2 separate regions of the Homo sapiens genome follow, and region 1 is linked to region 2. A link is an interaction called in ENCODE POLR2A ChIA-PET data of the cell type or tissue named here. Cell type or tissue: Caco-2. All regions are shown on one strand. Each heading gives the region's core, and the rest is flanking DNA. Links, peaks and the distances in the headings are about the cores only. Region 1 overlaps ATP11C (ATPase phospholipid transporting 11C (ATP11C blood group)). Region 2 overlaps MCF2 (MCF.2 cell line derived transforming sequence).

Region 1 (4,400 bases), core at 277-4,276, 330 kb before region 2:
TAATCCCAGCAATTTGGGAAGCCGAGGCGGGTGGATCACCTGAGGTCAGGAGTTTGAGACCAGCCTGGCCAACATGATGAAGCCCGTCTTTACTAAAAATACAAAAAAATTAGCCAGGCGTGGTGGCAGGTGCCTGTAATCCCAGCCACTCGGGAGGCTGAGGTAGGAGAATTGCTTGAACCTGGGAGGTGGAGGTTGCAGTGAGCCAAGATCGCGCCACTGCACTCCAGCCTGGGCAATAAGAGTGAAACTCTGTCTCAAAACAAAACAAAACAAAATAAAAAAAACCCCAAAAGCAGTGTGGTTTAAAGTCTCTGTCACTGAGTACCCCCAGATTGTTCCATGTGCCCAGTTTGGCTGGTGCCCATACAGTTTTAGAGAGCAATCTCAGGTTACATAATTTAGAAGCAAATTGATTAACTGAAACTTTGACCTGAGAAAGCAGAGGAGCTTTAGTCCTGGGTCCTGGGAGGCCAGTTGGCATGGTCCTAAAGTATAATAATCATTTATTTTAAATTATATCCCCATGTGAGCCTGCATTGGAAACATCCTAGTAAAAGCTACTTAGTCCATCATACCAATAGGAGTCATTAAAATTCTACCTGCTTATTAGCAACTAAAAGCTAGTAGTGGAAAGAGGGAGTGATAATCCTTCTAAGAAAGCAATAAAAAATCTGCCAGGTTGTGCATTGGTTTATAGCCCCATAAATAGAAACTTATGTTATTGTCAGGAAGGTAGTCAAGGACATTTGAATACTGTATTTATGGAGAGCTACATATGCTTTAAGTAACTCATATCCACCCCAACATACTTAAACATGCAACATCTTTAGTGAAGTTCATTTGTTTACTCCTTTATTACCTATTTATAACCAGCTAGGCACTATATGCTAGGCAATGGGGACCAAGTGGTAAATAAAAACAAAAGTGGTTCATGTCCTGATGGACCTTATAATCCAGTTTAGAATGGAAAACCCAACACATTTTTTATTTACTCATTTTCATAAGTGTTATGAATAAAATGAATAGGATACAGAGATAGCAGAAATAGGATATGTTTTGATAGGGTAACATGAAAGTTCTGTCAGAGGAGATGACATTTAAGCAGATAACTGAAGGAATGAGGACTACTTCTGCAAAGGGGTTTGGGAGTAGTTACTGGAACCAGCTTGCACAAAGACCCTGAGTTGGGCAAGAGTCAGGCACATTGGAGAAGCTTAAAGGAGGCTAGTGGGGCTGAAGGGCACACTCAGTGGAACCGGGGGAAGATGGCAGTGAATGGGATATAGGAACTTCTGGGGAGCATTTGGATTTTGTAATCTAATTTCTGGTAGCCATGAAGGTGATCTGGAGATGGGGAGGGCGATGATAATAAAGTTGTCTATTTAATCCATTCACACATATTTATTGAGTATCCTATCACATGCCAGACACTGTTCTACTTGGTAGGGATGGACTGATGAGCAAAACAGACAGGAATCTCTGACCTTTTTGTCTCTACATTCTAATGTAGGAAGCTGTTGTTAGGGTACAGGGTAAAATAATGTAACAAAGAGCTCCAAAATACAGTGGCCAAAAAATTATAGACGTTTGGTTCTCTGGCGTGTAACAACCCAGAGAAGGTAAGCAGTCTCTTTTCTTTTTCTTTTCTTTTTTTTTTGAGACAGAGTGTCGCTCTGTCTCCCAGGCCGGAGTGCAGTGGCGCAATCTCGGCTCACTGTAACCTCCGCCTCCTGGGTTCAAGCGATTCTCCTGCCTTAGCCTCTCAAGTAGCTGGGACTACAGGCACCCACCACCATGCCCGGCTAATTTTTTGTATTTTTAGTAGAAACGGGGTTTCACCGTGTTAGCCAGGATGGTCTCGATCTCCTGACCTCGTGATGTGCCCCGCTCAGCCTCCCAAAGTGCTGGGATTACAGGTGTGAGCCACCGTGCCCGGCCAGCAGCTTCTTTTCTATGAGGCCATCCACCATTCCAGGCTGTGTTGGTCAATTCTGTCTTTCACAGCATTTGATTTTTAAAGTTCCAGCCAGCATGAAGGAAAGGGAGTCCAGGAGAAGCTTCTTTAGGAAGGTGACAGAAACTTTCACATATTACTTTTGCGCACATGCCATTGGAGAAATCTTAGTCATGTGGCCCTCCCTAGCCACAAGGGAGACAGGGAAATGTAGTTTCTGGTTGGAAAGTGAGGTGTTCAGGAAGAAAGGAAGAACAGATTTGGGAGGACAATCCAGTGGACAGGGAGACAGGCAGTAAACAACATAATTGTAATATCTCCTGTGATGAGTGATAAAGGAAAGATAAAGCAGAGAATGATGATAGAAAGTGTCAGGGGTGAGGGTTGCAGTTTTTCAAAGGGTGAAGAAGGCCTCACTGAGAAGGTGTCATTTGAATAAATCCCCAAATGAAGTTTTGTGAGCAAGAAATACCATTTTGGGTTGTTATGAAGCCTATAAGAATGCATGGTTGGTTTTAACATGCTTGAGTCTAGGACCTTATCAGACCCCATCAGAAAGTAGTTAGCGTGGAAAGACACCATTGTGCCACATATTCACCTACTGCAAGCAATACAAGGCCTTAATGAATTTTTGTTGTTGTTGTTGTTGTTTGTTTTGTTTTTTTTTTTGAGACAGAGTCTCACTCTGTTGCCCAGGCTGGAGTGCAGTGGTATGATCTCGGCTCACTGCAACCTCTGCTCCCCGGGTTCAAGTGATTCTCCTGCCTCAGCCTCCTGAGTAGCTGGGATTACAGGTGCCTGCTACGGCACCGGGCTAATTTTTGTATTTTTAGTAGAGACGGGGTTTTACCATCTTGGCCAGGCTGGTCTTGAACTCCTGACCTCGTGATCTACCCGCCTTGGCTTCCCAAAGTGCTGGGATTACGGCTGTGAGCCACCATGCCCGGCCAATGAATGTTAAATTAATGAGTTATGCTAGGACCTGGACTGAGGTATCTGATTTTTTCTTGACTTTTTTTTTTTCGTTTTTTTTGGAGACAGTGTCTTGCCCTGTCACCAAGGCTGGAGTACAATGGTGCAACCACAGCCCACTGCAACCTCAACCTCCCGGGCTCAAGCGATTCTCCCACCTCAGCCTCCCAAGTAGCTAGGACTACAGGTATATGCCATGACCCCAGCTAATTTTTTTTTTTTTGTAGAGATGGGGTCTCACTCTACAGGTTGGTCTTGAACTCCTGGGCTCAAGCTACATATGCTTTAAGTAACTCATGTCCACCTGCCTCAGCCTCCCAAAGTGCTGAGATTATAGGCATGAGCCACTATGCCCAGCCTTGGCTTTTTCTTAGATGGAAAGCTTAGCTCCCAAAGAAGGGAGGGACTAAGATTCTTCTGCCACACACAGTTAAGAGTGTTGCACATACTTGGACTGTAGAGGTGTTTGTTGTGGGGGCGGTGGGAGGGGAGATAGATTTTTGCTAAGGGTAGAAATTATTTATGGTCTGAGTTTGCTGTAGAGCTCTAGTTAACTTCAATTAGCCATTGTCAGTGCGGTTTAAGGATGTGGTGACATGAAAGAGTGGAAGTATTTTCATTTTTGCCCTTGATCTTCCATTCATTTTTGCCCTTGATCTTCCAAATCTTGCTTAGTAGCCTTTCCAATTACAGCAGGCAATATTTTCCAACCTTTTACTATTTTCTTTAATTATATTTGATTGCTGCTTTAAACATTTTTACATAAAATACGTAAGTACTTTAAAAAAAAAACTTTTCCTGTGTCACTTTTTTAAGGATAACTCATTTGTTTAATGAGCCAAAAGAAAATAATTTTCTGCCTATTTTTTCTCTAATCCCCTTCCTACTTACAACATCCCTAGGTTGGAGTACATAGATTGTCTTTGGGATTTCTTATTTTTGTGGTAAATTATGTTTCACTAGGGAACTTACAGTTTTAGAAGGGAGATAAGAAACATTGTTATATAATGAAAATACAAGACAGAAAGTGACAAATGCTATGAGAAGGTAAAAGTAAGATGCTCCTATAGTTCAGAGACTATGGCATGAGATGAATAATCCTGTCAGTCTGCTTCCACAAATGTGAAAGGAGACATTAAAGCTACCTACGAGCTTAATATATAATGCTCTCAAAAGGAATTTTCCATTCTTGGAAAAGGGAAACATTTGATCTGTCATCCTACTGTTTATTTTTGTAAGCCCCGTCTTTTCCCAGGCACAGATAAAATCCATTGTTTTCCTCTCACACTATGCCATAGGGAAAAATTCAATTCAGATTGGAAAAAGCACTGCTAATCACTTCACAACATTTTGTAGAGTTAGCCTTGAATCTTTCTTCCTTTCCCTCACTCCGTCTTACCCAGTCCATCACCCAATTCCACAGATTGTGGTCCCCTGAATTGTTTTTTTGGATCCACTCTTGCTACTCTTA
Region 2 (4,400 bases), core at 243-4,242:
ATGGTCCTGTCACCCAGGTAGTGAGCATAGTACCCAACATGTAGTTTTTCAGCCCTTCTGCCAACCCTCTTTCCTCCCTCTAGTAGTCCCCAGTGTTCATTGTGCCCATCTTTGTGTCCACGTGTACCCAATGCTTAGCCCCCACTTATAAGTGAGAACACGTGGTATTTGGTTTTCTGTTCCTGCGTTAATTTGCTTAGGATAACGGTTTCCAGCTGCATCCACCTTGCTGCAAAGGACATGATTGCATTTCTTTTTATGGCTGCAGAGTATTCCATGGTATATAGGTTACATCTATTGATATTTACCATGTGATAAAACTAAGAAATACAAAATTTTGAATGTAATAATTGTTTAAAAATATTAATAAACCCATTGTAAGTTTATATCAATAAGATTTTTGTTTAAAAAGTTACATTTTTCAAAATAAAAATCAGTGAGAAGACTGATTTAAATACTTAAATACTTACAAAAGAAATACTTTTGTAAATCACTTTAACTTCTGGCTCAGTAAAAGGTGAATTCTCATATCCACTTTTGCATTCAATTTGTTGTGCTACCATACACCTAGTATCCTCTAGAAAACTCCACTGTGTACTTGTGAGAGGATGAGAGTGAAAAAGGCAAATAGTGTCTTAATGTAGGTTGACCTTGCAGACCCCTTGAAAGGGTCTCAGGAACCCACAACAGTCTGTCTCCCACACTTTGGGAATCTCAGGCTTAGACTAATAATAAAAAGAAGTTTAATTTCTTTAATTAATGTTAGCTGGGGATGGAATGGATAGTAGTAGTTGTTAAATGCGAGCAAAAAGTCAGAGGAAGCCAGTTTGTGTTTAACCGTTTGCTGTAGATGATCTATGAAGGCATTGTAAAGAACTCAGTTTTAAGTAGGCATTTTTTTTTCTAGCTATGGTATCAGAAGATAAAGTAAATATGCAAAATTGAAGAATGCTTTAATCACAGAGGATGGGAATATAGAAAAACCTATTAGTTTCTCTCTCTTTGTCCAATAATTCTCTGAGATGTGCTACTAAGGAAAACATATAAAAGAGCAACACAATGTATTCCATACACCCTTCTTCCCTGCCAAAACAAGAAGCTGGAATGACCTGCTCTTTTGGCTTCACTTGGTCAAGTTGTAAACTGAGCAATAATGGGTGCTGCTTCCCTTGTAGAGACCTGTGTCGGAGATGGCTCTCCTATATTGATGAAGCTACTATGTCAAATGGCAAGTAGCTCTTTCCTGCCTGCTTCTCAGCTCATTTGGAAAAATACTGCGCAAAAGACATTGAGCTCAAATGATGCAGATGTTGTTTTCAGGTTAATGGACACGCAAAGAAACCACAGCACATACTTCTTTTCTTTCATTTAATAAAGCTTTTAATTATGGTACGCTGTCTTTTTAAAATCATGTATTTAATGTGTCAGATATTGTGCTTGAAAGATTCTCATCTCAGAATACTTTTGGACTTGAAAATTATTTCTTCTCTACTTTGTAACCAAATGCAATCGGTGTGCCTTGGATTATTTAGTTTATTAATGAATTAAGTCAAAATTACGGCTGCAAAATGGCTAAGGTCAAGTAAAGCACAACATTATGATTTAATATGCTTTTGTTGAAACCACAGCTTTTGTGCCCATTGTTTTAACTTGTGTGAAACAATACAAAGCCCAGAAATTCTTTTCGGGGCATGAGTAAATTTTGTTCAGGGCTACTGTCTGTATGTGCCCAGATAAAATTTTCATGAGAGTAGTTTACAAAAGCCGTATTTAAAAGTTAATATTTTCACACTTTTTTTCTGGATTTCTGCTTATAATTAATGTAACTTAAATTAGTTGTGCTCTGCTATTTTCTGTATATTTCATGTTGTAATTCTTTTTTTCAAATAAAAATTAATTCTTCAGGTTAGATAAACTTGTTCTGCCTTTTTCGTTCCCCATCACATACTGCTTCATGTCTGTCTGTTCCTGCAAAGCTGCTGCAGCTACCACATTTACCAGTGAAGAAAAGAGTTAATTCTTCATGTTGCAGAGCAGGCAGTTATGCAAGTGGTTTTGCAATCAAGTTTGTAATATAATTTTTTAAAACAACTTTACAGTCTCCAAGCAAATATAGATCCCTAGCAGACTGCAGGAAGAGAGGCTCAGAAGACCTCCTGATTAGAAATGGAGATGTCATTCAGCTTCTCCATGGGAATGCTGAGGGTCAATGGTAGGTGTGTTTGCAAAGCCTGTGATGATCTCCAGCTGGGGCACATAGATAGCTAATCAAATGTTCTGCTTTATCTGTATCTTTGTTATACAGTCTCCAAAAGCAGAAATATCACAGCGATGGCTTTCATTTTCATTGCTTCAGCACTGCCTATAAAGCTCACTGAAAGGAACATTAACCTTTGGTGAGTGAAAAATGCTTTGAACGAATGACATGCTATGAGTCTGCATGTTCTTTTGTAGTTTACCTTTGGCTCAGATGTTTTAGCTGATACGTCTGGGCTTTGTAATGGCTACAGATCACATTCCATCTGGTCATTTAAATCATTCATTAGCCACATATTTAATGAACGCCTACTGTGTGCCAGAGACCACACTTTACTACTTTACAACATAGCTACACTTCTGTTTATCAGGTCAAATATTGACTTTCTCATTCTACCCTTATGCCTTTGACTTTATATAGTACTGGTTGTAAAGATGGTTCTGCCAAATATACTGTTTAGGTAGGAGAGAACCCAAAGCAGGAAGAAAATATTGTTCGGATTGAATGAAACTTCCATAATTCTTTTGGATATTCTAAATGTAAGATTTCTGTCTTCATTGGGTCAATAACTTGAACTGAAATGCTACATTGACTGTGTACTCTAACCCTTTAGGTGGAAGAGTGTACACAGAGAATTAAAAGTTAATGATGGATCATTAAAGTAATAATTTTTTCTAATAACCAAAGTCCTTTGTAGATTACTTAAAGGACTCATGCACAGTGTCATGAAGGTCTTTGAACACATGCAGTAGCCTTGTGAAAGTTTGAGCTGCAACGTAATGTATTTGTTTTAATTCACTTAGTATTACCATTGTTGGCTACTAATTCATTTATTATTTAGGTTGGTGAAAAATCTAAACAGAAGAAAAGAAGGCCTGATTCTAGGAAACAGTTTACATATTTTAATTGGTGACCATAGGTTTCGGAATGCCAAAGTTACAGGTACAATATGAATAAACTGTACACAATTTGAAGACTAAAAATGTTAAAGCTTCACCAAAGAGGACATTGGCATAGAGTAATGACCTCTCTGCAGTTAGAAATAAAGCAGCAAACACATTATGTTAGCTAGAATTTATTTTTTTTCTTTAATAGTTTTAAATTTATGAATGAAAATTTTAAAGGCACATTAGACTTTTCCCTATAAAGTTGATAGTCTTGAAAGAGATTGAAGATACTATGGTGTTTTGTAAGATACCCTTCAGAATTAAATACTGAGGATATGCTTTTAAGGTACCTGCCTTACTGCCCAAGAATACTTTACTAGTATGTAGTTCTACACTGTCCTAGGAGCATGTTATTTCTTTATGGTAGGTCTCTGCTACACACACACAGACACACATACACAAACACACTTGTGTCTATACCCAAGACTTATGTGTGAAGGTAGTATGAAGCATTGGGAGCTAATCTGATGTTCATTTCTATTAACTTAACCCATAGTATGTAACATTTCTGTATATAAACCCGTTTTCTTGTAGTTTTTTCCTCTAAGTGACACTTAGTTGTCTGTTAAAAGGTAGCACAGAAAAGGAAAATCAATGAATTGTTAAATAAGATGATTCTTGCATGCACACACTTCCTCTGAAATCCTAGTTTTGGTCTTTTGTTTGTTCGAATTCCAGGTAATGGTAGACTGTTTAAACACACCAGGTGTAACTTATTTGGTTCCAAATTTTATTTGTAACATAAAATGAAATCTAGGGATAATGAGGCTTAATAGAAATGCTGGGTCACATGGGAACTGCTCAAATGGAGTCACTTCTCATTTGTTTGTTTGATAACTCTAATATGGGTCATCTTTCAAAGGCTTTTTGCACTAATTGTTAAATTATTTAGATAATTATTGAATTACTTAATTAGTAATCCGAAATCTAGTATACTGACAACCTGAACCATTTGACATTTATTAAAAATCTACACCCAACAACTGCAGAATGCATCATTATTTTCAAGTATACATGGAACATTCACCAAGATAGGCTGCCTTCTGTGTCATAAAACAAGTCTTCATAAATTTCAAAAGATTGGAATCATATAGTCTCAGGATGTAATCTTAGAAATCAGTAAATCCAAAGTATTTTGATATTAAAGAATACACATCTATACAATACATGAGACAAAGAAAGTACAAGGGAAATTA

What was found. Peaks named below come from ENCODE experiments on the same cell type or tissue, not always from the same donor. Only the 100,000 strongest peaks of a DNase experiment are listed, where the experiment ranks them.
Region 1: POLR2A ChIA-PET joins it to region 2 with 6 read pairs; 2 of 35 experiments call an interaction of 5 or more read pairs at or near these places.

The regions. Positions count from the first base shown.
Region 1 is chrX:139,905,008-139,909,407 of GRCh38, reverse strand. The region is part of intron 1 of ATP11C (ATPase phospholipid transporting 11C (ATP11C blood group)); the gene reads left to right. Among named protein-coding and RNA genes, the nearest start is that of MIR505, 17 kb to the left of the region's middle. In Caco-2, for the core only: no CTCF peak of the experiment used is centred there; no DNase peak of the experiment used is centred there.
Region 2 is chrX:139,579,279-139,583,678 of GRCh38, reverse strand. It overlaps MCF2 (MCF.2 cell line derived transforming sequence), which reads left to right. Exons shown (of 29, transcript NM_001171876.2): 29 at 1,176-1,909. The coding sequence ends at 1,208. Among named protein-coding and RNA genes, the nearest start is that of F9, 51 kb to the right of the region's middle. In Caco-2, for the core only: no CTCF peak of the experiment used is centred there; a DNase peak (open chromatin) is centred at 2,238.